Regions from separate parts of the Homo sapiens genome. Here all the other regions are linked to region 5. Evidence: chromatin loops called from intact Hi-C (ENCODE). Cell type or tissue: chondrocyte. All regions are shown on one strand.

Evidence for each region. Hi-C counts contacts between places; a loop is a spot of excess contacts. Peaks named below come from ENCODE experiments on the same cell type or tissue, not always from the same donor. Only the 100,000 strongest peaks of a DNase experiment are listed, where the experiment ranks them.
Region 1: it touches region 5 in a loop (5-fold over the local background); 5 of 110 quality-filtered maps call a loop at or near these places.
Region 2: it touches region 5 in a loop (3-fold over the local background); 13 of 110 quality-filtered maps call a loop at or near these places.
Region 3: a loop joins it to region 5, with 11 times the contacts of the local background. A loop is called at or near these places in 10 of 110 quality-filtered maps.
Region 4: a loop joins it to region 5, with 4 times the contacts of the local background. A loop is called at or near these places in 14 of 110 quality-filtered maps.
Region 6: it touches region 5 in a loop (4-fold over the local background); 5 of 110 quality-filtered maps call a loop at or near these places.
Region 7: it touches region 5 in a loop (2.8-fold over the local background); 2 of 110 quality-filtered maps call a loop at or near these places.

What each region holds. Positions count from the first base shown.
Region 1 is chr3:146,746,295-146,750,294 of GRCh38, forward strand. No RefSeq gene overlaps it. Among named protein-coding and RNA genes, the nearest start is that of PLSCR5, 140 kb to the left of the region's middle. In chondrocyte, CTCF peaks have their summits at 1,830 and 2,040; no DNase peak of the experiment used is centred here.
Region 2 is chr3:147,620,117-147,624,116 of GRCh38, forward strand. No RefSeq gene overlaps it. Among named protein-coding and RNA genes, the nearest start is that of ZIC1, 210 kb to the left of the region's middle. In chondrocyte, no CTCF peak of the experiment used is centred here; no DNase peak of the experiment used is centred here.
Region 3 is chr3:146,815,767-146,819,766 of GRCh38, forward strand. No RefSeq gene overlaps it. Among named protein-coding and RNA genes, the nearest start is that of LINC02010, 100 kb to the right of the region's middle. In chondrocyte, CTCF peaks have their summits at 2,144 (motif pointing right) and 2,355; no DNase peak of the experiment used is centred here.
Region 4 is chr3:147,118,455-147,122,454 of GRCh38, forward strand. No RefSeq gene overlaps it. Among named protein-coding and RNA genes, the nearest start is that of LINC02010, 200 kb to the left of the region's middle. In chondrocyte, a CTCF peak has its summit at 1,774; no DNase peak of the experiment used is centred here.
Region 5 is chr3:148,074,203-148,078,202 of GRCh38, forward strand. LINC02032 (long intergenic non-protein coding RNA 2032) reads left to right here and starts at 3,957. Exons shown (of 2, transcript NR_134937.1): 1 at 3,957-4,000. In chondrocyte, CTCF peaks have their summits at 2,110 (motif pointing left), 3,297 (motif pointing left) and 3,501; no DNase peak of the experiment used is centred here.
Region 6 is chr3:147,417,179-147,421,178 of GRCh38, forward strand. No RefSeq gene overlaps it. Among named protein-coding and RNA genes, the nearest start is that of ZIC1, 9.8 kb to the left of the region's middle. RefSeq lists enhancers at 1,970-2,119, 3,058-3,986. In chondrocyte, a CTCF peak has its summit at 2,203; DNase peaks (open chromatin) are centred at 2,083 and 3,593.
Region 7 is chr3:147,655,094-147,659,093 of GRCh38, forward strand. No RefSeq gene overlaps it. Among named protein-coding and RNA genes, the nearest start is that of ZIC1, 250 kb to the left of the region's middle. In chondrocyte, no CTCF peak of the experiment used is centred here; no DNase peak of the experiment used is centred here.

The DNA of each region.
Region 1 (4,000 bases), 1.3 Mb before region 5:
GCATTTTAAACTCAAGGATGATATAGAGATTGTAAATTCCCAGGATGTGAGGTACTTCCTTTCACCATGATTAATACTTTTGGCAGGAAGGATGGAATAAAGAATATTGTACATGCCAGAATTTTATAGTCACTCAGTGTACCCTGGGGGGTGGAAGTTGCAAGAAAGCTCATATTCCTGCCCTCTTTATATATACATCTATTTTTTTTGTTGAAAAAACAGAAGTTCAATAGGTCCATGAAGAGATTACTGAGTCTGCTAGGTCCTGCTGGTGCATACCTGCTGAGACAGGGTAGAAGGTCACACAGTTATCCTCACCATGCTCCAAGGAGGAAGCCTGCTGTGGCTAAAGTATGTGTTCTTATTAAATATATATTGTAAAGTACCTCTGTTGATACTGTTAAATTCCTACCATTAAAAAGTTGCATATAGTGAACGCAGCTAAGTTAATGTTTCCGTAAGAACCTTAGTGTTAAAACTTGCTTAATATGACATTAATCTAGGATTTTGTTTGTTTGTTTGTTTGTTTTGCTTTGGCACAGACAAAAACACATACCATGAATACATGTGTAATTTTAAATGTTTGTAAAATCATAACAAACTACGCTGAGAACATACATCTTTATGGTGTCATTTGTGTTGGGCAAAGCTTGGTTTCCCTATTAACAATATAACTGAAGTTCTCACAGCTTTCTGCCAGTTTGTGGAAAGGTCTTGATTCCTATACACAGATTCAGTTGTCTTTGAAAGGAAAATAACAAAAACAACCCAACTGGTTATATGCTATACATATAACCAGGCTCAAAGTGTGCATTGTAAATTCTGTTGGTATAAATCTGACTTGAAGAATGTCTATTTACAGTGGTTTTATTGAATGCTTGTTCTTAATATAGGCAAGTGAAAGCTGTGGTATTAAATCTAAAATATTTTAAAATGGAACCACAGAGCATGACTTTGATTTACCATGGCAGATGTTTCTGATTCTAGATTCAAGAGTCAGTAGGTTTTAACACAACTACAAAGCTCTAAAGAACTATAATGCCAATAGTTGATCTAAAAAAATAGGAAGTATTAATCTTTGTAGATTTTAATGTCTTAAAAGTATTAAAATTATAAAAAGTCAAGTTTATCAGAATGAAGTGAATGAATTAATGTTATGTATATGTTCTATGACTTGTTTATAATTCTAATATTTAAACCAACCTTTTAAAAAGACTAACTTTTAGAATTACCATAATATTTAAGATTAAATCTTGCTTAGATGGTGGGTTTTTTCCTCTCTGGCATATGAACCGTTTACTTCTAAAATAAAGCTATTTTATCCCTTGTCATCACACAGCCATAAAAATTGCAGGCAGTCAGAAGTTAGCAATGGCTGCTTCACAGACCCACAGCAATACTTAGTAACAGATTTTCAAAGCAGTTCAAAGAGTCCAGTTTCCATCTGTGTTTGGTGAAGGATGCACAAACCTTGAGGCCATCTGAAAACTCAGCTTCATCTCTAACACTTGGAATAACAAAGGTGTTATTTTTCAAAGCTGCATTCTCCCCTCCTGGGGTGGCTCTGCAGATTCAGTTCAGGGAAGGTGGGAAACTTCAGAGCAGGTATTCTCCTTCTAGACTTTGCCTCCTTCGGGGAGTTCTTTTGAGGGTGTTACAATGGTGGCCTCCTGAACATGGGTTACTGCCAATAGAGGCCAAGAGTTAATGAACCTTATAGACAAATCCCTTCTTCTGATTTTCTGAGCAAAATATCAGCATAGAACCAGCCATCTCGTTTCTTCCGGACTAGGAGTGCTGTTTAATCAGGAGAAAGTAGAGGGTGCTCTCTGCCTACAATAAACTCATGATTGCTGAATGATGATAATGTCTCCATTTCATTCAGCTGATTTTGTGAAACCAAAGCAGGAAATCGTTGGGAAAGAAATGGTTGAACATCCTTGTTTACAGTTTGCTATAAATACATGCCAAATTTCACTGAAAAAAATTGCATATCTTTCCTTTTTTTGTTTATCAGTCTATGTATTGATTGTCTGGCACCCTTTTTGATACAGTGTGTTTCTAAAGACTATGTAACATAAAGTTAATATGCAATTAATGAGATATAATGGAAATATAGATATTTATTTGCTATCTTTTTATCACTCAAACTAAGATGGCAAAGTCAAGTCAAGAAGAACATAAGCAGTTTGCTCTTTAGTTCTTTGAATTCAGCTCATGTCTCAGAACTTCTCTAGGATTATATTTTAAATTGATTTTACATAATTCAAAGCAATCTCAAATGATTCTTCATTGAAATCCAAATTCCAGTAACTACAGGTATAGTTTTACTTAGGAATATTTTATTTGAAAATATATTTTCATAAAACCACAGGTTGATATGTCATAAAACACGTTTATAAGAACCAGAAATTTTATTTTATAGGGCTGACAAAAATATACCTTAATGTGAGAAAAAAGATTGAGTGAGGTGATAGAACTTATGCATAAAGATTATAATATCCTTATTGTATCAACATTGTTTCTTGTTTTTTTTTAAAAAAACTTCTTCATAAATAAGACCTCTTCATAAATAAAAATGTACTCATTTCATAAGTAAAATATATATTTACTTGATAAAGAAAACTGAGAAAATTAGTAAATTAAAAATTTTTGCTTTTGACCTCACATTAAAAAATATTTTGATATGGCAAAGCCTACTGTCTGAAGTAAAACAAGAGATTGTTCATGGTAACATTTAAGATATAAGTAAGGTATATAAAAACAGATGCATTGGCATCAAGCTGTGAACTTCTTTTTCAGGAGACTGGGATAGATGGGGATCAAGCAAAGCTTTACTTCTCTCAAGTTTCCAGTCATATTCCCATTCACTCTGAAGGCAGAGTAGAAACAGCAATAGTGTCAAATGTGGAATGGCCGAGAACAAGACTGCTATTTATAGAGAGCCAACATGAAAGAGGATATAATGACCAATTTTTTTCTGCTTTTTTGCATGTGGAACTATCTTTACTCACTTACCAATTCTTCACTATCAATGCCTGTACAAAGAATGCTAAAATAAAGGGGATAGCAAGAAGAAGTCATAAAGAGAATATGCATTAAAGGAGGGCAACCACAAAACAAGATAAGGTACCTAAGAGCTCATAGTAAATGTATTGTCATTTGAGAATCCAGTTTTTGCAGTTCAATTCATGCTAAAACAGTTGTTTTAAATGTATTATGATTTTTAAATTCCCTGCATCTTCTCAGTAATATCTTTGAGTCTTATTTTATTAAAATTATAATTTCTGCTCCTAAAATATTATTTTAGTGATCATGCTGACATTAAAGGCATTAATGGCGATTCTAAATCACTTTGTTTTCTCATGGGCTTCTATACAAATTAAATTTTAGGAACTATTTTTATTTCCAAATTTTATTTTAGGATCAGGAGGTGTATGTGCAGGTTTGTTACATGGGCAAATTTCATGTCATGGAGGTTTGGGGTACAGGCTAATTTTGTCATCCAGATAATCAGCTTAGTACCTGATAAGTAGTTTTTTAATCCTCATCCTTCTCCCAACCTCCACCGTCAATTAGGCCCCAGTGTCTGCTATGCTCTTCTTTGTGTCCATGTGAACTCAATGTTTAGATCTCACTTACAGTAAATGATAACATGTAATATTTGGTTTTCTGTCCCTGCTTTAACTCACTTAGGATAATGACCTTCAGCTCCATCCATTTTGCTGCAAAGGACATAACCACATTTTTATAGCTGTATAGTATTTCATGGTGTATATGTATCACATTTTCTTAGTCCACTCCCCTGCTGATGGGCATCTAGTTTGAGTTCATGTCTTTGCTAAGGTAAATAGTGCTTTGATGAAAATATGTGTGCATGTGTCTTTATGGTAGAATGATTTATATTCCATTAGGTATATACTATGTGATGCAATTGCTGGGTTGAATAGTAGCTCTATTTTAAGTTCTTTGAGAAATCTTCAGACTGTTTTCTACAGTG
Region 2 (4,000 bases), 450 kb before region 5:
GGCAGTTTTCTTCTGTGTCACCATTATGTCCCTGCTGCCTGAGTGTGACAACGTGGTGCTGGCTAACATTTTGGTAATAATTTATTGGGATGAGATTTTTTTGGGGGCCTGAAGTTCAGCCTGCAATCATTTTAACACTCTGCTAAAAGGCTTAAGTTCTCTCCAGGCTTATTTATTTTTCACTTTGGAGCTGTGCACTCACACAAAAACCTGCCTACATAAATCTGCAACTTTTCTTTTTGAATTGAAAGTTGAATGCAGACCATGACTTGTGCATATAAAAAAATGCAGAAATAATGCCCCCCTACTGTGTAAGTATTTTTGTTTTTCATGAATCAAGCCCAAAGTTATTTAAATTAATTCTAGCCTCATCAGCGTAATAGAATATCATTTTTTGGCTTCTTAAAAATACTGATGCATGGATGTATTTTTACTGGTTATTTGATCAAATTTCTCATACATCTTAAAATTATATAACACAAAGAAAAAAACTGATGGCTATAGTTTCATGCTAACAGACTTTAATCAATCAACATTAAAGTATAATTTTTGATGGTTATAAATCATTATATTTTATTATATTTTTGAAAACACAGAAAACAAAGAATTTATAAGGTTTTTTTGTGTGTGTTTACACTGAAAGCTCTGCAATTGATTAATCAATCGGGGACTCCTTGAAATTTTACTCTTTGAAGTTGGGTGTCAATTTAGAAATTCTATCACACATCTAAGCTGGATGCCTTTGTTTGAATATAAAAGCCCCAACTTCCCTACATGTTTGACTATAAGAACAGGCAGGTTAAAAATATAGTTTATTATGCTAGACCAAGATTTAGTTGTAGATGAAAAATAAGTTACTTTTGTTTAACTTGAAATTTTCAACAGCTGATCAATATGCCTATGAATATATTAGGATAATTTTTGTTAATATTGGTGGCAAGTAGCTAGAGATTGGATTTTTTTTCTTCCCCTGTGGGATGAGTCAACAGATTCCTGCTTTGAAAATACCATTGACTTCATAGTCATGCATCTGTAATTAGGATATGATCAAGCCAAAAATGGAAGTTAACAATAACTAATGGGAATTCTAGGCTTTTAAACTTACTTTTAAAATTTTCTACTGGTCCTGTAATTTTCTTTAAAAAACTAAGTACTGCCAAGTCAAAGAAGATGACATTGTTTTATGATGCTTTAGCGAAATGATATCAATGTATAGTCAATTTAGGTAATTGATTTCTATACCTGGTCATGAAAATCCCTCAAAATTTACTTATATTTCTTGTATGGATAAAATTATTATAAAATACAATAAAAGAAAGTTGTATTTATCTCGATATTTTGAATGTTTTTACTAGTATTTTAGCATTGTCTGTGACTTTTGTTATTATGTTATGTTATTTTAATCATGAGCACCCTTATAAAACAAAGTAAGCTCCACAAAGGGAAGATCACACAATTTTTTTTAACGTGAGAACTTAACTTTGCTTGTGGTTGAGTGCTTAATGTATTTTTTTTCTTTTTAGGAATTGCTGAGATGCAAGCTCATAGTTAGCATTCTAATTTCTATCAGAAGGTAAAGGATTTAATGCTTTGAAGCTTAGTATCTCAGAGTGAAAAGACCATGAACATTTAGATACTTATTTTTATTAGTTTTGTTTATGTTAGTGGAAATAATAATACAATTACTGTTCCAATGTTTTAGTTCTCAAGTTATGATTATAGTAAATCTAATGATGTAGTTCACTAATCTATAGAGAAGATAAAAATTTTACTATGATATAATGGTATTATAAATTATCTTTTAAGTGACTAAAATATGATGAATTTCTAGGCCTGAGAACATTTTGGCTAGAGTGAGTTGATTCCAGTGTTTGAGAAAGCTGGCTTAGTATTGATGTTTAGCAGAATTCACATTTATTTTATCTCATCAGTCATAGTAAAGCAAAGTCAGTGTTGGAAAGGATGTTAAAGGCCAATTTACAAATAGGCAAAATGAGATAGACAGCTAAGGTAAACTTGGACATGATTTTTCCTTATAGATCTTGACTTTTCAATTCAGAAGGGACTTTTCAAATGAATTAATCCAGGGGCTTCATTTTAAAGATGAAGAAGTCGAAGACAGAAGAGGTTCAGGAGTCTTTCCAAGGTCCCACAGCTAATTAGCAGTCCCAGGACTAGAATCTGAGTCTCCCACTTCACAGACCAATAGTCTTTCCACTCTCTCTGACCTCTTCAGTCACATCAAAATTAATGCGTACTTGAGTGGTTACACTGAATGGAAAAATAGCAGTTGTGCCTGTGTAGATTCACTGACCTATTGAAGATGACTTGGTCCTACTCATCATGTATTTGTGACTTGTAAAACATCTTTAAACCATTCTTATACACTAATTCATGGTACAGAGATCAGAAATAGGACAAGATGACATTCTGCTAAAATTACTAGCAAATTTAAAAGTAGATTACTTGCATTTTTTATTGAAGTTATCTTGAATATGGGAAAACATTGAAGAAAGGAAGAAATTTTTAAGAGCTTGACAGTGGTTTGATTTTCATGGTATTTTTATGTTACTGGAAAAACATATTTTAGAGGAAAGATTTGAGTGTGTGTCTATGAGTATGTGTGTGTAGTTTTTAGGGGGTATAGAGTTCATCTGTTATTCTGTATGCTACTTTCTAGAAACAATCCATACCAGCCATGATTATGAGAGGCAGGGAAATAGCTGCAGGAAACAAATTTCTAAGATCCAGCCAAACAATGAGGGCTCGTATATGATCGTGTTATGTGGAGATATGGTCTAAGACTACAGCGATAGAGATAGAAGAGCTGTTATAAAATCAGAGATGGTCATGAAAGACTTCACAGAAGAGGTTAATTTTCAAAATAAATAAATAAACAAAAAGACTGGGAGGATAAATAGGAGATCATTTTGGTAACAACCAATGCAAAGAAGGTTATTATTATAAGAGTCCACCACATTCCCTAGCCTACTGGACTATTTTTGTTCTGAATATGCAATATGCTTTCACACCTCTGTGGAACTGTCTCATGCTCCTCCTTCTATGTAAAATATACATTCTCTTTTTGTTTGACTGGAAAATACCCATTCACCCTTCAAAACCTAACGGGGGTGGTATTAGAGCTCTTTAGCTTTCCTAGACTTTTTCTCTTGCCTCAAACAAAATTGTGTGCTCACATACTATACATTACATTTTATTCTAAATTACAACAGTAATAAATGCTTGTTTGGAAAATAAACATTCGGTGTCCTATCACCACAGAAAATCACATGAACACTTGGTACCTTTTTTTTACATAAAAATACATATAGATGGACATATATACATGCTATATACACATTACACTATTCATATATGATTGAAATGATACTATTTACATAGTTTTTTAATCCTGTTTTGTTCACTTACTATTATATTGTGAGTATTTGCCCTTAGAACTATGTCTTCTTTATTTTGATAACCTAATAAATCCTTTTTAAATTGAACAAATGTAGGTTTAGAGAGAAAACTGGTGGTTGTGGGGAAGACAAATTGGAGGGAAATCAGTTCTTACAGTGTCCCAAGCAAGAGCTGATAAAGGGTGGGGCCAGAGCAATGGGAATAAGGAGCAGAGATGGGTAAAGCCTTGGCAAGGTCAAATGTGCTGGAGAGAGGTCAAGTGGAATGGGAATCTTAGAGGGACCCCTGAACCTAACAATTAGTAAATTGTTAGTGATGTTTGTAAGAATGATTTGGGAGAAATGAAGGGCCAGTAGCAAGATGGCCCACATAGAGTAGGAAGAGAAAGATGAGAAATTAGGTGCTGTGATATGGATTCTCCTCCAGGAATTTTTCCAAAAGGGACAGAGATGAGTAGGGAAGGAGCTTGAGAAGAAGGCAGGGACCAGGGAAGTATGTTGTTGTATTGTTACATAAGAAAACAATAAATACATTTGAATTCAAATTGGGAGAAACCAATGGAGAAGAGAACAATAGAAGA
Region 3 (4,000 bases), 1.3 Mb before region 5:
AGTGAATGACAACATTGCAAATAATAATTAAATTTTCCTTAGTATTATTGCTAATGAAAAGGGAACAAAAATCATTATAGAACAAGATGTTTCAGGTAATTGATCCATCTAAAATCGCTCCGTATTTTACATAGAATAAATTAACTTACCTTTCTTGTTACATTGGATAAGAAAAAGAGAGGAATTGATAAAGAAATATATCAATGAAAATGTTCTTATTCATAGTGAGTTTTAAGCAGTAAAATTTCAGATTCTGTTTACATTTTAGTTTAATTGCTTGAATATACATGTAGGTGGAGAAAATACTAATTGTGCATGTTAGACTGGATGATTGTTTGGTAGAAAAGCAAAATGTCCTTTACTTGTAAAGACAATTTGTAGCATAATATCAGTTAAATGAGGACAATATGATTGAGGCTTTTAAAACATAATTCATAACTGGAAACTGATTTTTTTAAATTTAATAATAAGAGGTCAAATATAAAACTTTCTAAAAGCATCATTTTATAGTATGTATATGGATATATAGTATATAAGTTCATACTATTTAAATATATACCACAAAAATATAGTATAGGTAGAATTGACTTTTGATAAGATTTAGTTTATCTCAAACTCGTAACAATGTCTAAGTACACTAAGCAACTGAGTTTTCTATTGACATTATTTCAGGTCTAGTTTCTAATCTTATCAATAATGGAGCTGAGGCAGAGTAAAATTTAGACTTCTTTCATAAACATTATTAAAACTGAGGTTCACACCAAAATCATCTGGTTATAAAGGAGGATTTAAATGGATGGTATAATTTTTAAATATGTGAAACAAAAATCAAATTTACTATAGGCACAGAGGCATGGCTGCCTCGTCCTTTATTCTGTAAACATCGAGTCTTCAAATTCCATCTATATCAGCAAATGGTCAGTTTATCTCTTTCCATTCAAAATTCCTAAATTGTTTTCAGCTCTTTTACAAAATCTCTCTCAGTATGAAGTCTTGTCTGGATTTTTTTTAAAAAAAGTTTTGGATTTAATTTGGGGATCTTTTAGAAAAACAATAACGTGAGGTTTTAACTGAAGGAGAAGTTTGAATTAAATATTCTAATTTAAAGTAAGTTAAAATAAATATGTTATTGTGTTTCAATTCCATTGAATTATTGGTCTCAGATGTTCCAGAGTACAAAACGTATTTCAGGCCTGAGGCTATTTTTACACACACACACACACACACACACACACACACACACACACACACACTTAAAACATTCAGTTGAATAAAATAACATTGAAAAGACTTTTCATATTATAGGCCAGATAGCTTATCTAAATTTTCCTCTATTTAAAATAATTAATTACTGAATTAAACTTCATATTTTAGCAAAATGTCATTTATATATAAATAAATCATAAAATATACTTTTCATGAAGTTTTATTGAAATAAAATAATTCTGTCATAGCAATTACCTATAATTTCAAATATATTATATTTTAGTTAATGTTAATGAAAAGTAAAATTAGGTTGTTACCCATCAACTCTTTTAACTCAAATCAGGAATTTTAAATAACTAAGCTTGAATATTTTAAGCACAAACTCATTCATATCAATCAGACATAATTTTTATTTTGCCTTTTTGAGAAATGATCTAAATAATCATTTAGGAAAGAAGATTATAATTAAAACAGTATGCAATTTAATGTTAATCAGAAATTATATGATGTACAGTATCAGGTAAAAATATTCAAATGTCTTCCAAATAACAGAAGTAAAACTGAGAACAGTCTTTTAATAAAGGCTATTTTGCCTGGTAGGAAAAGATTGTTAGTTGTAAAAAGAAACCTTTTAAACTAATATGATGAGGTACATGTAAAAATTAATATTATGCTCTGATGTTCTCTCTAGTGAGTAGCCTAGGTTGATTTATTCATTTAGGTAATTGTGTTCAGCAATATTAGTAATTCACTGTTAAATTGAATTTGGAGAACGAACAATAAATTGAAACTGCAGTGATATTTCTTTCTTACTGTGTAACAAACAGATGTATTGATGTAAGTTCTGAGTGTACTACATAAGTTAAATTCCCTAGACTGTAATTTGATCAAAAGGCTTTAGACATTTACTTGAGCTATATTAGGCGGCTGCCATTGGATGGCAGTAAAATTCTACATCAATCACTTTAAGCAAAGTGAAGCTGGGAAAATAATGGGACTTTTCTTTTATTATTTAACAGCAGAATGCTGATTTAAAAGGCAAAGCTCAGGGGGTTGCATATATTGTGGCAATACCAACTAATTTTTTTTTAACTGTTTTGTTTTCTTCTCTGCTCTATTTAAAGGGAGATGCAATTTTAGAAAAATAATGCATAGTATTTTGTCACAGCAAGAGATGTTTTTGCTTTTCTTTTATGTAATAAAAATTTTCATTTTTTTATTTTTAAAAATAAGTCAATAAAGGGATATTAACAAATTATATATGATTTAAACCTTTGCACAGTATTAATGCCTAAGTCTTCTTTTTGTTTTCTTCTGATTGTAAAGCCCATGTGCATTTTGTTCCGGGTTTAAAGGCTGATTTATATAAAGAGCTGTAAATATTATAATGTCTAATTTTATTGAAACAATTTGAATAGAGAACAAAAATATGAAATCACACAGGAAATGTTGCTAACGATGATATTGCAGAAGAGAGTGTTCCTTCTCAGGAGGCCTTAAATTCTGTGCTTGTACACCACTGAAAGTAGTCAGTATTTTGCCCCTGAGATATGAAAGACAATATTGAATATTTCTGATCTTATGTTAATTTATGGTTACTCACGAACGATTCACAGGGAGGTACAGTCTGAAAGAAAATCTTTGTCATCTTAAACCTGTTGTGTTTATCACACAAAACTAACAGGAATAAATAGCACAGAGAACAAATAAAATGAGATATGTCCTAAATGCTATCTCACATAAGGAAATATATGTTCTTATGTCTCTTCTCACTCATTTAGAATTTTATTTGGTTAGAAGTTGGTAACATCAATTACAATTTATTTGGCAATAAAACGAACCAATTGTTTTCAGAAAATATTCAGGATGGTCTGACACAATCTGAGGGCGATTAATCAGGATTTCCTGGGATCAAACCACAGACTTTTCTGCTATTTATCTTTTCCCTCACTTTATGTTTAAAGTCTATTAAAAGTTTATAGTCTTCCAAAGATCATATTAGGCATTAAAATTCAGGCATCTCATTCCTGCCGCAAAGATTGTTAGAAGAAAAGAAAATAAATGGGTTATCATGAATCCATTCTCATCATGAAGAGTGTAAAAAGCATGCACAGTGGAACAATATTCATTTATTTTTACGACAATGCTCGAGAAGAGAAAAAAAGGAAGTGAAATAAACTTAGAGATATGTAGTATTATTACTTCCAGGCACAGGGAGTTAGAAAGGCTGGAATGAAATGCCTTAGTATGCAGAAAAGGGCATATTTAACTGTGTGTGTGTGTGTGTGTTGTAGGATGCCATTTTTTCAGGCTTTGGTTTATTCAGTTACTGAACATTTCTGATGCAAAAATTTGATTTAACATCTATTTAACTATTTGACAGTATTTTTAAAAGTTTATTTTATTGAATTTTTATGAGAATAAAGAATACATTTGCATGGTTTTTTACACTTGCCGTTCCCCAACATAACCTAGTGGAAATATACATATGTATATAAGCGAACCTCAAATATTTATACCTACAGAGTTTTAAAAGAAAAATATAATCAATTAAATATTTAAAATTTAGATATTTTGCATTTGTATGCAGGGTCAAAACAAAAGCAGTTCTTCCAATGAATTACAAAATTGACTGATGCTCTAGTCTCAATCCTAGTTTGGTTAATTATATCTATGCATTCAAAAAAATAAGCTGTTTTTACATAAAATGTAAGAAAACCTTTGCAAATACGTAACTTCATTTCTTTATATTGAGATGCTGTATATCCAAATGTAACTGATTATTTTCCTTAAT
Region 4 (4,000 bases), 960 kb before region 5:
GCTAGATAATCACTTTCTAATACAATATACATTTTTCACTCCCTAGTATTAAAGCATAAGCATTAATCCTTAAAATAAGACAATGGAATTCAAAAATATCAAGAGAAACAATAGCCCTCATTTATAAAGGATTTGTCATTACCTAGACAGTCTATCTTATTTAATCTCGTAACATTCCCATGAAACCATCACTATTATTACCTCTTTCTACACATGAGAAGGGGTTACTTTATTCACTGGATGTTTCACAGTTAGGGACTGGCAGAGCCCAAATTCAAACCGACGTCTAACTACAAAGATCTAATTCATAAGCACTATTGTCTGTTATCTCAAACATAAATACAAATTTAAAGCTAAAGGAAAAGATCATTTAAAAGTCATGAAGGACAATAGAGAGAAAATGGAGAATCAAACTCGAGAATCTATTCTGGCCTCTCCCAAAACAGTCTCACTAAAGTCACAGTGGAGTCGGATCAACTCAGCTCTAACTCCTAATAGCACTATGACCCTGCACAAGTCACTCCACCTTTTTGAGCCTAAATGTTCTCATGAGCCCAATGAGAACAGTTACTTCTTTTTGCAGTTGAGGTAAAGAAAATATGAATTCTATAGAGCCTGGTACATTGTAGGTGTTCGATAAACAGTAATTCTGGAGAATACTTCAAAATTTAATGTAATATTATGATATTCACAGAACTTTTACATTTTGGTAAGGAGACAAAAAATTTTATAAATACATTGTTGGGGTATATTTTTAATGATATCTGCTTGTATTAATGTTTATAAGTATTATTTCAGGTTAACACTACAGACAAGAAAAATTTCTAACTGTGTTTTGAAGAAATAGTGTAATTCTTTTGAGACAACCAACAAAGGCTCATAAAGCATGACATGCAGAGGGAAAAAGTTCTCTTCCAACCTGTATGCAGATGCCTCCATTCTGTTTCCCGCCATCATCAAAAACAAAAGCCACATTTCTGTGATGGTACTGAAGCAGAACAACCGTCACTGTATGGCAACAGTCTTGAGCTAGGAAGGATGCAACATGAGGAGAACAGCAAAAATGAGGAGCAAAAAGAGAAATCAACAAAACGCCATCTGCTTATAATATGTAGCTGGAACCAGCTGATATAAGCACATTTTTAAAGATGTGATGAAATTTTTCCTTGTGGTCTTTTAACCCTGAAAATGAATGTTCTGTGCAGGGATAGGATATTTGAGACCCAGGCCATCTTCACTAGCTGTTCTCTAAACACACAGGGCTGAAACTGAACAGTGATGGTACTTTAGCACCATGGTCTAGATTTATTCTGTAATACCATTACAAGAAATGTTATAATGCTGAAAAAGAAGTTTGAATCTTCTCATTTCTCATCCCCATCCATACCTAGTAATAAACACAAAACTGATTTGTAAAAATAGTATTTCTACCTATGTGTGAATATACATAAAAATATATTTCCTAATTCCAAAGCAAATAAAACTTTGGAAAATATCTATCAACCTAAGAGAATCACAAAAGAATTTAAAAAACAATTAGAAATGGAATTTTAAAAAGAAGCATCCAAATAAATTCCTTAAAAACTGTGGCAAACCGACAAAAAAAAAATCTACTCTCCAAAGTTTAGAAAATGAACATGTGGTCTTTTTCCCACGGCAAGAATATCTGGCATGTGAAAGTTATTTATATTAAAATCTTTGAGTGATCTCGTGTTTATTTTTTATGTTTAATTTATTTCAAGTGTTTTCAATAGGAGTTTCCTCAAACTACCATTAGAGGGCATGAAAGAATAACGTGCAGACCAAAGTCAAACAGCCCCCAAACATAACTCTGAAGAAAAGAGCTACCATTTATATTTGGTTTCAAAAGAAAACTTTACAAAACAATTAATAATTGCAATAATTTGTATGTAAGAAGTTTTAATGAAAACAGCCATCTATAAAGAAATAAAGGTGGTGCTGATAGTTATTTCATGTGTAAAAGACAGAAGCAAATAACTAAAGTTTTAAGAGCTATACCTTGATAATCTCAAAATTAGCCTTTTCCAGTTATCAATCATAGCAGACATGGTGAACAAATAAGAGAAATAAAGTAAGTAAGTAAGCAACTGAGGGGGGATTGGTGGGGGTCAGGGAGTATGAGAGAAACACACATAGAATGAGAGAAGGAAGATCTGATCTCCAACTTTTAACTATGAGATGTGAAAAAATATATATATTAAATAAAAAATTCAGGAATATATTTCTCTTTGAAAAGCATAGGATCAATTTTGTGTCTTCAAAGTCTACCCCTACCTAGCTGGCCTCTCTTTGGTTTTCTTACACAACTTCCTTCTTACCTAGGGGCAACGGCAACAAAAACTGGATCAAAGATGGAGTGGATTTCAAATATGCTAAAGTAAAACCTAAATCTCCCAATTCTTTAAATCACTTAATTCAAAGGATTTTAAGTGTATACTCTGTTCTTAAATGCCATGCTCAAAACATGCAAAATAAATGGATCCATATCCAATTAGGATTATATTGTCAAATAAATGTTAATAAAGCTAGTACCAACCTAGGTAATATATTTTTAGCTCATGGGAAAAAATTTACAGCTTACATTTCAGATCAATATAAAATTATTTCTTATATGGATGCCTCCTTTGCAGCAATCATTCTTACCTTTATTGAATTCCAGGATAAATTTACAGTATCAATTCCTTCCTTTAATTTACAAAATGATAAAATCCCAAGATTGCCTTCAAACAGAAGGAACACAGCCTCAATATGTTTCTATTGCACTATGAAGAATGTTAAGACTCCCTATAGAGCACTTTGAGTTAACTCCTATAAATTTTCTGCTTAAGTTTTCAAACAGGGGGAACTAGGGATATACACAAGAACATAAACTCACCTTTCAGTGATGATTCTGTCCTGGTCTATATTGCTGAAAGGCATAAATAAGGCCATAAAGGAATTGGAATTATACTAAACAGTATCTCAGACTCTGCACTCTGTTTGTAAACACAGACCTCTGGAAAGTGCACAGAGACAGATGGAAAAAATATTCTCAACTCTCTGAGATCAGAGGAAGGCACTTAGCAAGTCATCTACCCCATAGGACCCATTCTGACTGACTGAAAATGTATCTGAAAAAGTTCAACAGCTATAAATAAAATAGGTAGCAAACACATATGCTAGACACACCTCTTATTACTTACTTTAATTTTCTACTTGTATTATGTGAATAAAATCGTATAAAAGTTAAAACATTTTGCAATGTGATCCTTTGTCTTAACTTTTGCAATAAAAATTTAAGATATATCTTTGTTAGTAGTTTCTGTTTTTAAGTACAGAAAACCGGGCCAAGTAGCTAAGAGAAGATGAGGGGTTCCATTATATAGATTAGAAAATAAATAAAAACTTTCTTTCTATGATCCAAGTACAGCCTCACCTATAAGGTCCCTAAACTTCTGTGCTCATTTTTCTCATAGCTATTGTCATCAAGTATTATAATTGTATTTTTATTAATTTGTCTCCTCCTTAAGACTTTAAGTTATTTAATGGTAGAAACTGTATTTCAAGAACAGAAGGTGTCACAGGAAAATTTTTTGATACATGTTTGGTGTATTAATCTGTTGAGAAAAGACTCAACAGCCACTTAAAAATACCTTCAGGTCTATAATTTATAACTATGCTTATTTGCTGTATTTGACAGAATTCATTGAGCATCTATTAATATTATGTGCCAGAAACCATCATAGACACTGGGAACACAGCAACAAATAAGATGGCAAAGAGTTCCCCTTTTCTTGTGGAGCTGACCTTCTTTGGGAGTAGCCAATAAGAAAAAATGAACCTAAAAATAAATAAGGAAAGCAATAAGAACAGAATAAGTACTGGAAACATAAAAGAAGATGAACATGCATAGTCATAGTCAGGATTTCCTACCTTCATGCAAAAAATAAACCTTTTCTTGAGGAACATGAATAAAAGATAAATCTAGCCTACAGTGATG
Region 5 (4,000 bases):
ATGACAGGTATATTAACAACTATGTGATTGTGCAACTTCCTACTTTATTTTTTACAAGGTCTAGTTCTAGATGTTGATGTTAGTCTTTATGAGTTTAGCTTCTTCATCATTAACTACCAAATTTACAACTAATATGGAATCCATCCAATAGTTGATATATAAAGCATTTATGGCTGTACACCCAGATCTCTTTCAGCACGATTAAAATCAGATTTTCAAGTTGCTTTGAGAGAGCTTGAATTAAGAACACTCAAGTTTACTATATAAGCGTATATAAGTGTATATTTTCTTTCTCCACAGAGTCGTGATCATGAGGGAGTTTATCATTGTCATTCCTAATGTCAACTCTGGTCCAGGTGATGTGTTTGTTGTACACATAAGTGTGTTATATGTGGGGTTGTGCCCACAGGGATATAGTAAAATGAACCATACTACTCTGTTTTCATCATATTTCATAAATATCCAAATTATAGAGACATAATAAAAGGTAAACAAAGATTCTCCCATTGCTCAACATTTATAATAGTTCATCTATGTTTCAACATAGTGGCCCTCGCTACCATGAATATTTTCTATAATATAGTATTTGAGATGCATTGATGTACTCAGATTCTAGAAGTCCCAAGAAAGCTGCATCAATTTACATAGTGCAGGCAGATGTGATGTGAGCACCACATTATATGCATGTAATTTTGTATATTTCCAATCCCTCTTTATGTTAGAAAAAGCATCCTAGTTTAATGTTATTGAATTATTACTTAGGCTCCAGATTCACTTTAGAAATATTTTTATAGAGAGAAAATATTTTTTCACTCAAATTAACACATATAAAATAGAAAGAATAAGGCACATAAAGGCCATGGGCTGCATTTTGCAGGGGATAGGTTCTGGTTGAATGAGATCTGGGATGTGTGCCAAATTAATAGAAAAAATCCTGTTCTTCCTCTCCAATAGCCACAATGTTCATTATTAAAAAAAAAGCATACGAACCACAGGATTTGATTTTAATAACACCAATGTCTTCATTAATCTGTACGTTCCATTTAGCCTCATTATTGAGCAAATGTTGAATTAATGCAGTATACATTATTGTTGGATTTTCCTTGCAAAACCTCTTTTCTCTCTTTTATCATTCATTCAGAGACCATCATGCGTATGTCATGTTTTTACACAGGCCTGAAGCCCTCAGAAATTGAACTCAAAATTCTTCCATCTAGTCTAGGAGAAGACTTTAGGTTTGAGAAATCTACAAAGGGGTGTGAGAAACAGAACTGCAGATTCCCATTCAAAACCATAACTATTTTTCTGTCTTTTTAATGCTGTCATGTCAAGACACCTGCAACTGAGATGATATTTCCTCGATGGTCTCTGGGCCTCCTTCTAAATCAAGAGTGGTGATAGCCAACACTGCTTTGTATCTGCGAAACAAATAGTGGCCTTTGTCCAGCACAAGTCCCTAAACAAACTTAATCTCTCTAACACTGTGACAGATGACATTTAGATGTCCTTGTTACCCTTAAAATGAGTTTTATTGACAATCAGAGAACAAAAAGAAGGCCCAGATAAAGCCCAATGTTTTATAGGCTTGCTAACAACATCTTAGTCCAGAGGGTGAGGAGAAAGCCTGAAGTTGCCCCCATTTTCCCCTGCTTTGCTATATCACCATGACAACAGATATAGAAATCACTTAGTGACTCCTAGAAAGAAAACACAGTGACACAGTACCCCTTGTATGGCGAATCAAACTAAAGCCTTCATTCAAATGGCTATTCAGCTTGGGCATTCATGTAGAGGATAGGGTGGATTTTACACAGGTAACTACAAGAGAAAGGCCAGCAAGCCCTCCAGCCACAGCATATGGCAAAGTCTCTGTCTAATTAATGCATCCTCAATAGAATTTATCCATTTTAAATTTGTTTTCTTTTACTTGAAACATCATTAATGTAAAGGGCAACATTAATCAACATCATGGAACTTAAAAGGGCATTAAAGAGTGATCTTTTTCCCTATGCAACAAGAATCTTTTCAAGTAGTTGTGTTAACTGCAGCAGATTCAAGGCACATTCTGAGTTTGTAATCAGAAGGCAAATCTAGAGAGGCCTCTACTGGCGAATCTGTCTCTGTGCAGTTGTCCTTGCGGAACTGCCCTGGAAAAACAAGCAGGAGAATGACTTTCGGCTTTTTTTTATTGGAAAGTTGCACACCAGATGGATGACCAATGAATATACTGTATAAAACATTGAATAATGGCATTCACACTTTTGAAGCTGTCATATCTAACTGCTTATTCTCAGGTAATAAAAGGACCCTCAAGCTCTGATGTATGAGCTGCTTGGACTCAAAGAGATGTTTTAAGATTATTCAACAAAGAAATAACAGGTAATCTTTTTTTTCTTTGTACATAACGCTCCCATTCAAGTTTAAGATTTAAAACTATTTTGATATGAAATTGTATTTCTTGACATTGTTTGTTGGGGAGGCACACTGTTCACACACATATCCATATATCTCCCACAACCAACTAAAAACTGAAATAAAATCTTTAGATGAAACTAAAGTGCCCATGAAATATTTTGATTAATCAAAAAGCGAAAGTTTACTGCTAAGATTTCCTAGGAAATGTGAACAAAATATAGTCCCCTCAAGTGATATTTAACCTGAAAATATCATTGCACTATATTTTCATGAAATTAGGCTGAAAATAGCTTCACTGCTTTGTGAAGTCACTTTTGGGGGAAAAAAAGTAAAGATTTAATTTTTCCACGAGAAGTTGAAAGTTATTTAATATTTCCTAGGATGAAGATACTTATGATGTCTCTATATAAGGAAGCTCAGGGACTTTTCTCTTTGAAAAAAGAAAACCTGACTCCATAAATGTCTTTGTTCAAGTGTGGAATATTATGGTAACACTACATGCAATCTTGAAACTTTTCAAAAGGCAAAACCCTAATCCTCTTGTTTTACAACATTTTTATATCCAATATTTTTGAAATCTGATCATACCGAAATACTATTCAAATTACATTTATTCTCTTATATCTTTCAAAAATTCCATGAGTTATTTTTTGCTGTAATATCTGATATCTCAGGGTCCCTTGCCAGCATATTGTTAGTAGGGTCATTTCACATTTCAAATGTGTATTTCAAATGTTTAGTTGAGATTTTGAGATAAATTTGACCAAGTAACTTTTCACAGGGTGGTTTGGTTAGCATGGCTCAGTAAATTACCTTTGGATCATACAGGTAATTCTTGATCTTAAAATTAAATTCTGTTAGATGGCTTGAGATCACTACCTTTTAGTCCCAGTAGTGACACCTACTGGTAAAAAGAGAACAAAAAATAGTTTTAGCTTTCTTTCTGCTGTTTTAGAGAATCTTAACCAGGGACTCTGTTGTTAATAAATGTACCTTATTTACGATTTGTTTTCAGGTCTTTAAAATACAACTCTACATTACCAAAAACTAATTAGTGAGGGGGAAAACCCAAACAGAATAATGCAGGTATTTAATAAGGAAAAAGAAAAAAAACTTACTAGCAGAGGAGTATAGTAAAACTTAACACCAAATAGTGTAGAGAATATGTAATTACAATCTTTTGAGTTTTTATATATTGTAGAAAATGAGAAGCCAAGCTTTAGCAATAGTTTTTCTGAAAATGCCACATTTCCCAGTTAGAACTGGAAGATGAAAAGGTCAAAATGCTGTAAAAAAATTACTTAACATTTTTTTGTTTCCACAAATGTTTATTAAATGTTCTATATTTAAGAAAGAGCAAAGTCAATCCAGGAAAAAAAGAAGAATATATGCTTGATAGCAACCCAATTGTCAATAATCTTTGAGGATTTATGCTAATTTAACCAGAAATGCTCTTTCAGAACACGGATTTATCACATGTCATAGAACATTGAAGTCACATTAGAATGTGGTTAATTTCTCCACTGAGCTAGAAGCACATGGTTTGCAGAACATTGGCTACAGTAAGAACATACTCTGCATCAGA
Region 6 (4,000 bases), 660 kb before region 5:
TGTAGAGCAAGCATATAAATATACAAGCACCATTTATATGGGGGCTAAGTAATTTCAAACATTTCAGATCCTTTGTTTTCTTCTTCAAAAGCTACCCCCAACTGCTTTAAGCGTTTGCAGCTGATGATTTTGATTTTTTAAAGTCAAGCATTCAAGTTAACCTTTAAAAAGCAAACCACCTCCAAAAGAAAGATGTAACCTTTCAATTGCCCCATCTGCTTATCTTTTTTTTTTCTTTCTTTCTTATTTTTTTTTTTTCCTGACAATGAAAGTAGCACTAACCTTCTTTGCTGATAGGCCTGGCATTTAGATGCTTTTATTGTGAAGTTTTCTCAGAACTTTTAAAGGGCTGGCCAGAGAATTATACCCTCAAGTACCTCACCTAGCCCCAAAAGCTTCCAGAAGTTTTCTTTTTGAGGCCAACATTAAATCAGTGTCTAGGACCCCTTGTGAGTCGGTGCTGTTGGAGTTGTTACCTGAGCATACTGCTTTTCAGGAAGTGAGTTGGAGAAGGCCCTAGACCTTAAAGAGAAGATTTAGTTTAAGATGTTATGAGGAGTTACTGCAGGTGGTCTGGCACACTCAAAATAAAGGAACTTGTGCCCTTGGCTGTGGACTAGATATAAAGACATCAGCTCTTACACATTCCCAAGTTACATTTCTTTTCTTTTTCCAACTTATAATACCGATTACAAATTTATCTCCTCCTCTCTAGGTACAGAGTTCTGGCTTCCTTGTAGCATCAAGTGTAGTTCTTAGAATCATGTGTTCGTATTTGTGGGGAAAAGCATTTTCATAAAGATAGTCACAGTTGATATCAACTGTTTTAGAATTATTGAAAATAGTGTTGGCAATGGAAAGATTGATCTTGTCTGTGCCGTCAAGCCGCTAAAGGTACAAGTTAGCCACGATAGTCTCTCTTTCGGCTTTTAACCACACTGTCCATCCTCTGTAATATGTACCATTTAAACTAGTTAGATATAGAAAGTAAGATTATTATGGGTAACCATATAGCAATTTTTAAAAAATGATAAGCACTATTTTGGGGCAAGAAATACAAAAAATGTTAACTTCTTATGTCACATTCAATCCTTTTCCTTAAAGTTTATTGCAAATACAATGGTGTAATAGGTGCAAAATATGAATAATGTTCTCCTTAAATCTATGCAAGGCTGGTTTGCTCCAGAGTCCCTTCCTTAGCAAGAGGAAACACATCAGGCCAAACCAGAGGCTATTTTTACTGTGGAAGCTGGGATCTGTCATCAGTTACTAAAGTTGATATCCACTTTAGAGTGAAGAACTAAAACAGTGTGAAGTTTCCAACTGATGTTATATACCAAAGGTGAGTTTTTAAAAAATCGGGTTTAGCTATCTAGAGTGGAAATATCACTTGGCAGTGAAGATGCCACAGACTGACATTGTGTCAACTGTCCACAATACTTTGGCTGCCTCTGATGGTTGTCAGACATCTCTGTAAGCATATCCAGGAAAATCCACCGGTTGTGAAAGTTACGCAGTGACATTTTCACCTATGGCACACACAAGAATCAACTATTGAGCGTGGGTATAAACATATTGGAATCACATCTTTAAAAACAACAATAGCAAGCAAACCCAAGCCGTCCGACCTTAGCAAACTTTAAAAAATTGTTATTTTACGTCTTTCTTTTGTGTAACAATGTCCATGAAGTTACAGTAAGCGGGAACACAAACGGTGAGAGAAGCTCGCATCGCGATTCCTTTTTAAACATTTTCCATTCATCCGCGAAAATGCTAGCCTCTGACTAAGAAAACTGAAAGTTGTGGAGAAAGGACAGGGGTGGGATGGAGTGCGTAAAGGGAAATTTTTGCATTGGTGGATTTATTGAAAGCATGGAAACAGTCTTCGGGGGTAGGTGTAGGGGGTGCAACAGCGAGACTTCCCCACAACACCTCCACCGAAGGCTGGGTCGTCAGCGTTTGAGGGACCCTCCCGCCACCCCGCAGCCTGGCGGGGCGCTTTCCAAATCGTCGCGGCAGGCTCTGGCCGGGCAGGGCGAGATGTGCGCATGCGCGGCCTGTGGCCCGAGGTTCCACGTGCTGATGAATATGCATGAGACTCCCCCGCCCTCGCGGGCTAGAGAGAGAACCAAGCAGAGGCTCCGGCCTGTGAAAGTCGCTGGCTAGGCTCCCAAAATAGTGCGGCGGGGTAGCTGCACGTGTTTGTTTTCAAACCGCGCTGGTTTAAGTGAGTTCACACTGCGGAGCCGACAGCAGAGGGTAGAGCAACCTGGGGCTGCTGCCATTGGAACGGCGAGTTGAGCGGGCCTGTCAGGGCCTCTCCGCCGAGGGCCGGGGGCTGCATGGTGCTCGAGCCCCAGCCGGCCACACCCCAGTGCATCGGGTGGCTGGGCTTCCAGTTTACACCGGGCCTACCAGGGAGGCCTTCTTCTCTTATCCTTTCCCAAGCCCGAGCTGCCGCCCCGGCTGTTCTCATATCCCTAGCCCCTCGGAGAAGACTTAGCCTACCCCTAGTCAGAGCTCAGGCCCCAGGTGACCGGGCAGCGGCTTGGGGGAGGTTCCCTAGGCCCTTCCCTCATCCCTTGCCCAGATCCAAGTCTGGGTGCCGGCTTGTCTTTGTCTTTCCGCCTCTCTCTCCCACTCTTTTCTCCTACTTCCTCTTGCTCTCTGGCATTTCCCCAGCCTCCCACCGCCCCATTTGAGATACTAGGAGCCATTTGCTTGAATGACTGTTCTAGGGTTTCCACTTGACCCTTTGCAAATAATACCAGTCAGCTTGCCTGTCTTGGAGTTGAAATGGTCCTGTTAAATCCAAACGTGCTTAGGTAGCGCAAACGTCGGGACTGGTGGAGGAACTGCCCTGGCCTAGAGACCAGAAAGGGTAGGGTTTGGTGAGAGACACCTGGGTTCAGTCGCTGGATTATTGCTTTCCTCTCTAGTGAAGTCCTTGGGGATCTGCATGGTATTTTGTGGCCAATGTGCTGACATTTCCAGAGTGAGCGTATAATCTTTCTAGGTGGAGTGGCCAACGCTTGTAAACAAAGGGGAGGGGCAACAGAGGGTCCCTGGGTCACTCTAACCTCTGACCGACTAACATCTACAGCCTTTGGGTGTTTTAGTAAGAATCCTGGGTCCCATAACATCAGAAGTGGTTGCCGACAGATTCCAATCCTACTCTAGATTTTTACTTTCATTTGAACAGGTAGACCCACTTTGTGGAGCTTATCATTTCATTTCCCTCACTGGGAACAGGATGCCTAGGTCAGTGCCGGGCTCACACTGCAGTCTATCCCAGGGCCAGTTCCATCTGTGCCAGTTTTGGAATACCGGGACCACAGTATCAGTTCACCCGACAACTACCACTCCCCAAGCCTTCAGCGTGGAACCTGAGGACGCAGGGAGGGAGGCTTTGGAAATGTTCCTGCCAGGACAGTGCCTTTTTTCCTACCCAAACTCCCGAGTCTCCGAGCTCAATAACGCAAGGATGGCTGAAGAGCGTCTGCTCCATGTCTCTTTGCCGGACTCAACGACCCTCACCCACTGCCACCGAGTGCTAGGCCCACAGAGGCCTGGCAGAAGCCACTCACCCCTCACTACTCATGACTAGGAAGAAAGTGGCCGGGGCATGAGGGTTCGAGTTCTGTCCTAGGTCCCGGAAGCCAGGGCTCCCAGCGTCTAGTCAGGGGCGCAGAAACCCTCGTTCCTCCAAACCCCCGCCACAGGGACCACTCCAGAAGAAACCCATTCGTGATTTGGGTCCCTTTGTGTTTGAGTATTGTGGGGAGTGGGCTATCTAGACTCTAAGGACTCCAAGCTAACGATGACCTGTGTGGGCCTTGCTCTGAACAGAAAACTCAAACTCAGCGTGGGTTCCCGCGTCTTCCCCAAAAGGCCAAGGCCCAAAGAACCCTTTTCATTTGGCGAGGGGCTTGAGGAAGGGAGGGGCTGGGGCGGGAGAGGGTCGGGGTCTGCAAGCCAGCGGCCCGGCGCAGCGGACTTG
Region 7 (4,000 bases), 420 kb before region 5:
CAATGCTACAATGAGACAGGCAGTTTTCTGCGGGGGTGGAGTGACATGAGGTGGGGAGGATAAATTCCTGAAAGGCCTGTTAAGCATAACCTGGATTCAGAATAGTCAGTGCATTATCCCATGCCATATTTGAAAAACTATTCAACATTAATTTGTAGAAATTGTGTACCTATGTGTATGATGGTAAGTTATGACAAATATCAGCACAGATTGAAAGACAGTGAGGGAGAGAACTTGAGATTCAGTCAGATAATTTACTCTCAGCCCAAATAAATGCTTTTTTTTTTTTTTTTTTCAGAGAGGAACCACAAATAGCTCAGTGTGGTTAAGGATGAGCTGGGGCCAGAACCCATGTTTATTAAGTCATAGACCCACGTTCTTTCCAGCACACTGTCACCCTCACATAGCATTCCTAATAATTACCTGTCAGTCTAGCAGATTCTTTCACTGTATAATCACTATAGTTTCACTATAGTTGAAATGTCTCTGAATTGGATCTCTTTTTAATGAGTTAACTGCTTTTGCGATGATCTGATAAAAGTTTTATTAAAATTAACAAACAATTTATATTGACTCCATTACTCAAATTTTATAACCTTTCTTTAATATTCATTTATTTTTATCTGACTTTTCTCAGTTTTTTTTAAAATAAGGTAAAGAAAGCAAAAGAAGGTAACTTTCATACATGCCCAAGTCAGATTATTATAATTTTTCAGTTGTTTTTATTAAAATGGCCTAAAACATTTTCCAAAATGCAGTTAAAAGGCAGAATTCTAGCTTTGTCAAATATGCCATTTCCATTAAGAGAGAAAAAAAGGTATCCAAAGGTCTTTCTTTATAGTTTTTCCTTCTACTTTAAAAGCTATTTTTTCCCAAATCAGGTATGTATTTTATGGTATGTTTATAGATGTAAACCCTCAAATATTGTGTATGTTTCTGACAGGGAAATTTTCAGAATTTAATAGATGTCAAGGATACCCTAATTTTCTGCTAATAATTTTCATGGCTGCTAATTGGAGGAATTCTCCACAGACTAACTTCTGGCTCCCGTTTCTTTACCACAAGCCATGAACTTCCTGCACTGGGCACCACAGGTATGTTCATATCAAAACACAATCTCTGGCCCTGTACTTTTATGTCCTTGCACTGGGTAAGTCAGCACAGCGAGCAGTTGAAATATTTATAGAAGCCTTGCCTAAATGTGTATGGCTAACAATAACTTAGCTATACATAGAAGTGACTGCAAACCTCATAAATATATCCCACTAAGCCAAAGTAAAAGAATCTCCAACTCAGCTTCCATTAGCTAGATCTCAAATATGTCCACAGCTTTTCCATTAGAATGGTGTGTGGTAAATGGTTCTCCAGGACAAAATGTATGAGTATGTATATGTATACATTTATTGTATATATTGTATACATGTATATATAAACACAAATTATTATAGATTTTACTGATCTAAAGGATGTGCAGCACACAATTTAAAAAATAAAATATGCAATACTGTATTATAAATTCCACATAACCAATTGATTGTCACAGAATGCTTTCCTTGATTTTTGCTGCACTTTTGTATTGGTGGCCAACCTATGGTTTCAATTCAACCATGATCTGACAAATGCAGCTACATCCCTTTTATTATAAAAGAAGAAAAAAAGTAAAGACAAAAGCAAAAAAACAAAAACTAAGTTTTAGCCAAAAAAGAATGAAAACCATTGATTTTTTAATTCTCTTATCCTTCCTCCCATTTCCAGGCCTTGAAGTAGTCCCTGTTGACACTTTCCAGGAATGTTTAACAGAAACACCCTAACGTGATGGTTAAGACTCCCGCTGCTTAGGTTCCATTTCTGGCTCTGTTACCTACTGTCTGTGCTCTCAGGCAAGTTACTCTACCTCTCAGTTTCTTTGTATGAAATTAAGGGCAATAATAGCACCTGTGTCATAGGGTTTGTGTGAGAATTAATTTATTTAATATATAAATTGTGGTATTTAATTAACAGTTAATCAGGACAAAAATAATTAATAAATACATCTTAGCATTTAGTACATGGAAGAGAAAGGGAGACATACAGATGATGACTAAAAAATTATTAATATGTCATAGCATTTAGTACATGGAAGAGAAAGGAAGATATACAAAGATGAAAAAAGACAAACTTTACACATAAATACATTTATAATTTTAAAAGGAAAAAGTAGCAAACTGACATGGATTTTGGAAATATGCTTCTGGTTTAATACATGATATTATTTGAGGTTATCACCCCACTTAGCTTTCATTCATTGATTCATATATTTATACATTTAGCTAGTGTTTATTTAGCAGATATAGATATAAGATACTGCATCATGGATATACTTTAAGATGAATAATTGTATTCTTTTCTCAAAGAGCTTATTTTGTAGTAGTCAATATTATACATCTACACACAAACACATACACACACACACCAACGCAATAAAGAAAGGTGACATCTGTTTTGCATATGAATAGATCAGCAAAGAGAGAGAGAGATAGCTTCTAGCCAGTATGGTCTAGAAAAGGATTTACAGAGGTAGAGGATTTGGCCTGATTCATTGACGTAGGAAAAACAAAATGATGACTTAAAGGCTAAATTTGTTATGAGGTTAAAACACACCCAGTATTTTAAGGATTTTTTTGGTATTATTTCCCAATATTTAAACATTGAAGTTTTTAATAAATGTCTGTATTTTCTGTATTTTGGATTTCCTTTTAAAAATTGGAAGATCTGGAAACAACCTTCTTTTCACACTGCCACAATTGTTGGAGGCAAGTAATGATTGCCCCTCTAAAATGGCATACACTCTCTGCACTGCTGTGGCAGCAGTAGCAACATATTCAAACTTGTGAGCTGGATTCCAAACCTATAGCCACTGAAGAATCAGTGATGCACACAAATTAAAGACTTCAGTTCCAGGGTTACACAGTGCTTGCTGCATAGTGCCCACCAAATCAGTCACTCTTTTACCTGTTTGGTTCTTTCTTGAGAAATAGAAATGTACCCAACAGTGACACCTTACATAACTGAACTTACTAAACCTCTCCACATGTTGATCAGTCATATTTTGCATTGTTTAAAGCCGTGGTCCCTAACCTTTTTGGCACCAGGGAACAGTTTTGTGGAAGACAATTTTTCCACAGACCTGGAGTGGGGGAGAGGGTTTTAGGATGAATCAACCACATTACATGTATTGTGCACTTTATTTCTATTATCACATTGTAATAAGAAATGAAATAATTATACAACTCACCATAATGTAGAATCAGTGGGAGCCCTGAGCTTGTTTTCCTGCAACTAGGCAGTCCATCTGGGGGTGATGGGAGACAGTGACAGATCTTCAGGCATTAGATTCTCAAAAGCAGCATGCAACCTAGATCCCTCACATGGACAGTTCACAGTGGGGTTCATGCTCCTATGAGAATCTAATGCTATCACTGATCTGACAGGATGTGGAGCACAGGCAGTAATAATGCAAGCCATGGGGAGCAGCTGTAAATACAGATGAAGCTTTGTTTGCCCACCTCATGCTCCGTGGCCTAGTTCCTAACCAATCTGTGGTTGGGGGCCCCTGGCTTAAAGGGTACTGGCCATACCTTTCCAGTGTCTGTACTATATGGAGGAGAGTTCAAATCCACAGTAGCAAGGCCACCTCTGAACTGTTTTCCTTTTTTCCACTTGCCCCTGTCTTAATAGTCATGTCATTCTTCTATCTTTTATTGTGGAAAAATTTACATAACATAAAATTTACTGTTTTAGCCATTTTTAAGTGTATAGCTCATCAGCATTAAGTACATCCACCTTGTTGTGCAACCATTACCACTATCCATCTCCAAAACTCTTTTCATCTTGCAAAACTGAAACTCTATACCCATTAAACAATAACTCCCTATTTTCCCTTTCCCCAACACCAAGCAACCAGTATTCTACTTTCTACCTCTCCAGATTTGACTACTCTAGCTACTCATATAAGTGGAGT